2 separate regions of the Homo sapiens genome follow, and region 2 is linked to region 1. A link is an interaction called in ENCODE POLR2A ChIA-PET data of the cell type or tissue named here. Cell type or tissue: MCF 10A. All regions are shown on one strand. Links, peaks and the distances in the headings refer to the core of each region. The heading gives the core; the rest is flanking DNA. Region 1 overlaps NEMP2-DT (NEMP2 divergent transcript). Region 2 overlaps NEMP2-DT (NEMP2 divergent transcript).

Evidence for each region. Peaks named below come from ENCODE experiments on the same cell type or tissue, not always from the same donor. Only the 100,000 strongest peaks of a DNase experiment are listed, where the experiment ranks them.
Region 2: POLR2A ChIA-PET joins it to region 1 with 10 read pairs; 10 of 35 experiments call an interaction of 5 or more read pairs at or near these places.

Annotation. Positions count from the first base shown.
Region 1 is chr2:190,576,534-190,580,931 of GRCh38, reverse strand. The region is part of intron 4 of NEMP2-DT (NEMP2 divergent transcript); the gene reads right to left. It also overlaps a transcript of NEMP2 not described here. Among named protein-coding and RNA genes, the nearest start is that of NEMP2-DT, 44 kb to the right of the region's middle. In MCF 10A, for the core only: no CTCF peak of the experiment used is centred there; DNase peaks (open chromatin) are centred at 2,031 and 2,571.
Region 2 is chr2:190,636,356-190,640,753 of GRCh38, reverse strand. It overlaps NEMP2-DT (NEMP2 divergent transcript), which reads right to left. Exons shown (of 5, transcript NR_183903.1): 5 at 1,226-2,408. It also overlaps a transcript of NEMP2 not described here. Among named protein-coding and RNA genes, the nearest start is that of NAB1, 11 kb to the left of the region's middle. RefSeq lists enhancers at 3,232-3,301, 2,837-3,571. In MCF 10A, for the core only: no CTCF peak of the experiment used is centred there; DNase peaks (open chromatin) are centred at 433, 2,283, 3,163 and 4,173.

The DNA of each region.
Region 1 (4,398 bases), core at 236-4,235:
TGGAGAATGGTTAACAACCTTAGCTACTCCATGTCCTCAAATGTCTTTCCTTTGCACCAATATTTTAATCCTGCAACCTTCTCAATTCTAATCAGTTAGAATGAGATGGAGACCCTTCTTACAATCCTTCCCAACACTGACACTTCTCCCCACTCCTGTTATCCTGGGTAATGTCAGTCTGTGGAGGAATCAGAAAGCTATTTAAGCAAACCCGCCCATCACAATATTTTTCTACCTGTCACAGTTTGGCATTTTGCTGATAGAGCTTTATCCTGTAGTGTCTTGAAAATTTGGAGTCTTAAAGACTTCCATGGGAAAGGCCACACCTTAAATTCCTTCCCATCTGATTCTGTAGAGGAAATTAAGGCAATTTGTTGAGGTCTGTCCTAAAGAAAAGATTACAGTTTCCTCTTAGGAAAAGTCATGTTTTAAGAAGTGTGAGATCAGCAGGGAAGACGGGACCAAAACAAACTTTATCTACTTGACAGCAGAACCTGGAATTTCCAAGAAGTCCCTGACATTTACCCTAACAGACCATATTATCACCACCCTAAGGAGACTCCAGTCCAGCCCACACAGAACTCTTATATTCGCCACTAAAGAGCCAAATGATGGTTTTTAGATGGCATCACAAGGCTTCTCTCCTTTTATACTCTTAATTTTGTGATTCTGTGGATGGGGTAGTATTGATCTCATTCCCTTGATGCATTGTCTGCCCTTGCCCAGGGTACCTAGAGTTTCCTATCTGCTTTCACCTACAGCCTTGCTTCTGTGAGTGGCCTGTGGACACGCATCATCAGCCTCTCTTAGAAGTGCAGAATCTTAGGCCTCGCCCCAGGCCTACTGAATCAGAATCACTTTTTAATAGATCCCCACGTGATTCAAAGTACATTAGACTGAATGAGAACACTAAGACTCAACAAGACTGTTGAGAAGTCTTAACAGCCTTTGGAAAGCTAAGGAAGTTCTGAGGACTCCTCTACCATCTCTCAAACGGAGACCTGGGATATGTCTGAACTGGGTGGTCAACAAACATCTGAAAGTTTTTAATCACTGAAGAAAACACTTCTAGCATTCTTTCAGTACTCCACTAAGTTGGACTGGATCTCTCATAGAAATAGATAGAGGCTATTCAGGAACGACTGATAAGAGTTTCAGCCTGTTTTTATTGAATACTTTTCCCTGCTACACAACATAGCCTTCTTTCTCTATATTTAGTTTGTTTTGGGGTTACTGTGGAAGACTTGGGCCCCAAGTTATTTCTGCATTTATATGCCATACATCTTGGTTGCCCAATAAAGGTGCTAATCATGCAGTGGACATTTTGTTCCTTGGTCATTTTGTGTATTGATTATTTCATATTTATAACACTTAAATATTCAAGATAATTCTGTATTACTTAAGCACACTATAGTCCTAGAATCATAACATCTCAGAGTTTTTGCATAATTCTTCGGGCATCTTAAGTATACTGTTATTTGCTGCTGGAATTCCCCCTAAACACCCTACAACTGGTCATCTTCGCTCCACTTGAATATGTAGAATAATATGACACATATCACATTTTATGCTAACCTCTCCTAGTTTTGAACAATTCTAATTAGTAGAAGTTATTTCTCATACTAGATTAAAATCTGTCACCCATGTGTCTTTAAAATTATGTATTCATTGCAGTTATTAATTCTACACTATATTTCCTTATCTAGCTGATGTTTTCTTTCTTGTTACTAGAAAAATTGGGAACCAAGGCACAGAAGTACTATCGTAGGGTTTCAAAGGCCATCAAAAAGGACACACACACACAAACCAAGACTGGAAAGTATTTATTTCTAACTTACAGTTCTATTCACTAGACTGTCTGCCAAACAATGCTGCCCTGTGACCAACACTATGATAATATATAAGCAAACACATCAGTCCCTGGGAAAGAGCACGCATCAGGGTGTGGTAAAAATCCAGAAACTGTGTCCCTCCCTTCAGGGGTCAAATATCTGGCAAACATCCTGGGGTCAGATCAGAGGCCAGAATCCACTGTGGGGAGCTGATCCGTTCCCACAAAGGAGATTTGACTTGCTGGCAGCTGGCAATTTTCCTTTGTGAAATGGGTGTTCCTGGCACTCCATAAAAGTCCTCCCTCCCTCCGCTTTTTTTTTCCCTCCACCCCTGCACTCCACACCCTGCTGTACACACCCTCCCACTCCTATACCAATAAAACCCCTCCCTAACACACATTCTGCACACACACATGCCCCCACAACTTCCTCTGCAAACACACCCACATATCTCTCAGATACACGCCCAGGCAGTACAGGGCTTTCTGTCTCATGCCCTCAGTCTTCTCCTAGCATCTTAACACCATATATACTACCCCACACTTCCTCTTCTTTTCATTATCACCCGTACTTATTTTATTTTATTTTAATATTCCTTCACCTCATCCCGGCCCACCTGCCTTTGCTCCCTGGGCCTGGGAATGCTGGCACTGTAATCTTGTTCTGCACATTTGTAATCTGGAGCTGTCACAAGCAGGAAAGTCATCAGCCTGCATGTGCCTGCCTGTTCTTCTCCTGCAGCTAGGCTAAGAGGGAGGATGGAAGGAAGCTGGCAGGCAGTTCTATTTCTGGAAACTACAGAAACTCTTGTTTTCCCTCCTTAAATTCCCAAGGGAACCATTCCAGGCTTTGCAATAGTCACCATCATTTCTTCTTTCCTCTAATTCTGTTGCAAGTTTTCCTCTGTCCATTCTTCAGATTTACAATATGGTGTCTGTCTGTGGTAGCATCCCTCACATCCTGTCCATTATGACAAGTTACACAAGCCCAGGAGACCCCACAGAAGATATAAAGGACAATGAAAGAGAAGGATAAGATTGTTTATGTCCAACTGGAAAGTTAGGTAATTTAAATATATGTTAATCCCCTGGGATCTGTCTGTAGACAAAACATTGAAAAAATGCTGTATCAATAAAATATAGAATGTATTGGTTTATAGCATTTCCATGCTCTCCAATACCTGATAGCTTCACTAAGTTTTTTGTTTTTGTTTTTGTTTTTGTTTTTAAGATGGAGTCTCACTCTGTCACCCAGGCTGGAGTGCAGTGGTGCAATCTCGGGTCACTGCAACCTCCACTTCCCAGGCTCAAGCGATTCTCCTGCCTCAGCCTCCTGAGTAGCTGGGACTAAAGGCATGCGCCATCACACCCGGCTTTTTGTATTTTTAGTAGAGGTGGGGTTTCACTATGTTGGCCAGGCCGGTCTTGAACTCCTGACCTCAGGTGATCTGCCCGCCTCAGCCTCCCAAAGTGCTGGGATTACAGGTGTGAGCCACTGCTCCCAGCTTCACTAGGGTTTAAAAGTGATCCTCTTGGGCAAATAATTTGCCACAGTTGCCCAGCTTTCTTGTTATTCCTTGGTGAGGAGGATGATAGTTTAGCTAAATAAATATTAAGAAAAATGAGGGTCCTTTAATCATTCCATAATAAGAACATGTGAATTTTTAAGAACAGCCATTATTTACGTGAACCTAAATATTACACATAATCTATGACATTGCACTGGACATTAAGCGAAATAGATACTGTTTTTGTTCACTGAAAATGTACCATCTAAAAAAAGATACCAATGGGACCAAAAAAATGTGAATAGCCAGAAACAGATTTGATTATTTTCTTTTAATGTTAAAAAAAATTGAGTAAGTCCCCACTTTCCAAATAATAGCATCCTAACATATAAATTTTGCATTCAAAAACCTAACAATCTGGCTCCAATACACCTTTCAACTCTGTATTCCATTTTTCCCCACTAACGCTGTCATCTACACACTGGACTTACTGATTCCCGAACACAGTCTGTGCTTTTCAATGGCATCTTAAGACCAGGGGCCCTGTCTTTCCAAATTGTATCCCTCACAGTTCTCAGCCCAGTGTATTATGCATAATATTGTACCTGGTGAATAAACAGTTGCTGACAGTGAACTTCATGAGAACAAGGCAGTTATAATTAGGGTGGAGTTAGAATTTGCAAAGCTCGTTGCATACAGAAAAGGCATGTCCTCTTTGCCTATAAAGTGCCTACTTACTCCCTATATTAACACTGTTTTTCCGTTGCCATAACTGCCCAACAATGTTAATGTATTTCATGGCTCTAGGACATCCTTATTCAGCCTCACGTGTCCAGGCTTCACATATCTTTGGACTGGGTTTTACCAGAGACTAACAGGTTGCTATCACCACATGTATCCAAAACACATACGAAACAAGTCAGCACAGCACAAGTGGAGAAAAGAACCAGATCCCCCCCCGCCCCACCCCGCTCCATAAACTAGTAAATTCACCCTCAATTCAGTATGTTGCAGAAATACCATCTTCAGGGATACATTAAGATACACATTTCATTAATT
Region 2 (4,398 bases), core at 283-4,282, 60 kb before region 1:
TCACAACAAATTACCACAACAAATTACTCAACACTGCCTTCTAGGAGCGGATACTTTGAAAGGACAATGCATATATCCTACAATGAGAGACTTTTAAACTACTGAAATACAGATAAACATAGTTCCGTTTGCATATAACTGCAAAGTTACATCTTTACAGTTTGAATTATATTGTCGTGTACCTGGACTTATACATCATGACTCAGCTTACCCAGGACTGGCAATAATATGTGGTAGTCAAAAACTTTAAAGTTTTCTATCTATTATTGTATTTTCATTCCTTACTATAAGTTTCTCATAGTGGCAGAATAAGGGTTTTTTCCAACTATAAATTATATTCCTTAAATAAACTGTTCCAAATAATCACAGTGTTGCAGAGGTTAGGGGCTCATCATTGCTGGTAAAAAAAATAAACAACCTTTAGAACAGTAGTTTGGCAAGTCGAACCAAGAGTTGCAACATGTCCATATGATTTCAGCCAACAAATTCACTTCTAAGATATTATGCTAAGTTTATACATTTTTATTACAACATTATTTGTGAAATGGAAAAAAATAAAAAATAATGTATTAGTTAAATAAGATATCTATATGATGGAATATATTCAATTAATATTTAATAATATTGAGAAATGCTCATAATGTTATGGGTAAAAATAGAACAGAGCAAAACAACCTGTAATCTCTCTACCTAAATAAACATGGAAGGAAATTTACTAAATGTTAGCAGTAATTATCTCTGGGTGATGGTATTATAGATAGTTTTTATTTTCTTCTTTATGCTTTTTTTCAATTTTCAAAAATTTTGGCCAGGCACAGTGGCTCACGACTGTAATCCTAGCACTTTGGGAGGCCGAGGTGGGCAGATCATGAGGTCAGGAGATCGAGACCATTCTGGCTAACATGGTGAAGCCACGTCTCTACTAAAAATACAAAAAATTAGCTGGGCATGGTGGCATGCACCTGTAGTCCCAGCTCCTCAGGAGGCTGAAGCAGGAGAATCACTTGAACCCGGGAGGCTGAGGTTGCAGTAAGCTGAGATCGTGCCACTGCACTCCAGCCTAGGTGACAGAGTGAGACTCCGTCAAAAAACAAAAACAAAAAACAAAAAAAAAAAACTCAACAATAAACATGCATTACTTTGAAAATCAGGAAAAAAATAAATGTTACTTAACAAAGATCCTGCTTCAAAAGCAGTTTACAAATAAAAATGAAAACCAAATTGTATGTATTTATGCACTTGTTTGCAGAGGGCAACAAAAACCAGGAGGTCAACAAAAACTGCGAGCTAAAAAGTATGTGTCAAGCACTTAATGTCATCTGTCCCAAAATTGTTTTTATCCACTTGTTTGCAGAGGGCAACAAAAACCAGGAGGTCAACAAAATCTGGGAGCTAAAAAGTATGTGTCAAGCACTTTAATGTCATCTGGCCTGTATAACTACATGTCTTGAGGGTCTACCATCTGACACATGGTAGACCCTCAAGGCATAGATACCCCACCACACCAAATTCTTTGACCATGCTGATTCAGATGCCATCCTGAGTTGCCTTATCACCCAACTAGCTACAAAAAAAATTGAATGTGTTAATATTGATTTTATATATATTTATAGATATAGAGCTGGCTTGAACTGCTTTAATCTGATGTCACAAATAGTCTCTTTTCCTTATTAATCATTCAAGCATGTATCTCTTTATATCTTCTTAAGGATCCTCCTGTTCCAGGGACCTATGCAGTCCCAGAGCTTTTGCAGTTCAAAATGTGACGTTCACTGGGCTTTCACACCCAGTGACAGAACTGGCATCTGGGCCACATCTGATGCCCTGTTTGTTTGTTCCGGTCCTTGTTTAGCTGCAGAAAACTGGCCCACCAGGTGCCAAACTGGTCCAGTGCTGCTTGAGACCCATCTGCTGCTCTGGTTCCTTAGGGGAGGAGAGCAGAGCCCACTTTCTCTGAGACTGCAGTTCTTTCTTCATTTTGCAGATGCAAGCATCTCCCAAGTGTGGGCTCCAGACCTGCCTTGATCATCTCCACTCAAAGCTGCCCTCACCCCTTCCCCAGGTATCAAACCACCAGTGATGGCTGTCTTTCAGACCCATACAGTAGAAGGGGCCAAAATTTATTAACTACTTTTTGATTTTAAATTTTGCTTTACAATATCTTTTCCGGCATCAGTAGATTTCAAGTGATGCTCATTTCTGTCCTTCCACCCTCTCAGTTTGCCCAGCAGTCAAGGTTCGTTTTCGTCAGGACTATTGACATTGCTGTGAAGTTTCCTGTGGCAGGCTGCCCAGATGCTTCTGTCCAGATCCTCTGAGCACCAAGCAGTTACACAAGGCCCCTCTGTGTGGCTTATTGTCGCCTTCCACTCCCACTCACATACTGTGGATGGATAGGAGTTTTGATGCTAGGGTCAAAAATAGGCAGGTTACTTACTTAAAAGGTGGCATTTTGCAAGCAGAATGGATACTCAGAGAAGAAGATGGACAATGTGAGGACAATCAGAGGCAGGAAAAGATGTAAGGAATTTGGAACAGTCCAGGCTCCCCATGTAGCACAGTGGTCTGACAACTGGGAGTCCTCTCTGAGAAAGAAGGGAAGGCTCAGTGCTGCCGGGAGCACTCTGATTACTCCTTGCTCTGTAGGCTCTGGCAGCCCTTCAGACAACATCACTAGCTCCCCTGCTCCCGCTCCTGCAGTGTTTCATCCCTCTTTCTTCACTTACTTTCACCTCCCTCTCGGGCACCCAGTGTGTTACTGATGTCTGCATTTGTTTCCTGACAAGGAAGAACGTGATCTGATCCAAATATACCCAGAGGTATTAAGGTTGCAGTGTGCTACTTTTCCTAAGATGTTTATACCTGGAGACTATTTGCTTGTTCAACAATTAAGCACTGACTGAGGGATACACACTAAGCCTATAAGCACAAGAAAATTAAATCTCTGCCCTATTTCCTGGTCTAGAAAGCGGAATACACATGTAAACAAGCACTTGCACACATTATAAGATGTTCTTAGTCACACAAAGAAAGAGTGATGGTTCTGGTTTGGGTAGGGCAGAGGGGTGAAAGTCAGTAGGCCTTGTAAGCAAGCAACAATTGGACAGGTCTGGAAGGATGAAATTAATAGACTCAGGAAGTGCAGGCACTCCCCAGCAAGTACAGAAGCACAGAGGCAGTGAGGCAGCATAAACATGAGCAGTAACTTAGGGAAATTATTGTGAAATGAAGCATAACTGATTCCAAATGACTTGAGAATTACATGTGAAGAGGGCAGAGGCAGAAGATGAAATTGTAGAGACCAAATTGTGCAGGAGCCACCTCTGACACGCTAAGCAGTGTGGACTTTATCTTGTAGCTGTAGTTCTCAGCACCAGTGAGTGCAAGAATCAAGCTGTGAGTGTCAGACATGAGAATAGTAGATACAACTAAGAGAAGAGAGAAATGATTGAAAGGGGAACAAGGGGGCTTCTGAAGTGCTGGCAAGCAAGGCCCTCTTTCTTGTTCTGGACCATGGTTATGTGGATGTTCACTTTGTAATCATTGAACTGCACATTTATGCTTTCTGTACTTACTGTACACTATACTTCTCAATTGTGAAAAAGTATTTTTAAGAAAATCAAGCTGGATTATTTATTGAAAACAGATTCCAGGATCTCCCTGTCAGACATACTGATTAAGTAGGCCTGGGCTGGCACTTGGGAAATCTGTACTTTTTAAATGATTACCTTAGTGAAGGATCTGAAGCCAGAAGGGACCCCTAGACCACACTTGGAGAACACTGCTAGCCCTTTTGGGGAGCCATCGAAAAGATTTAAGCAAGATGCTAAGAACAGAGATTTGTCTGTCTGAATGTTCTGGATAAAGGGGGAGGAAGAAGTTGAGGGTGGCCTCCACCTTATGCCTTATTAGCACTTGCAGGTTCTGTGTCCCATTCCTTTTGTGTTTTTAAGAGATGTGACAAATAAGGTGCTAATGACTTATAAGTACTAAATATGATTTTTGAGATGTGTTTTCTTTTGGAGTTTTCTTAAATATGAAAATTTTGGACTTCAGCACTTTAGTAGCTGAATTTGAGACATGGAACAAGCCCCTGGGGTAGATATTCTGGGGTAGGGAGCAACTTTGTAGAATTTCTTAAATGAGGGCATTCTCAGCCTGTGAGTCATAGTTGTTCCACTACTGACCTACCGTCATTACGACATACGCTTAGTGATGATTGATTTGCATGGATGCAGTTAAATTCATTTTCTTATGCCCCTGTATAATCAGAGGGATATTTTTGAGACTTAAAGCCTCCAATATGGTATTCTTCCAAACTTTAATCCTTCTGAAAAAAATATAACAAGTTTTGTTGCAAAGTTTTTCCTTTGCTGCTGACAGTGATGGAAATAGAAA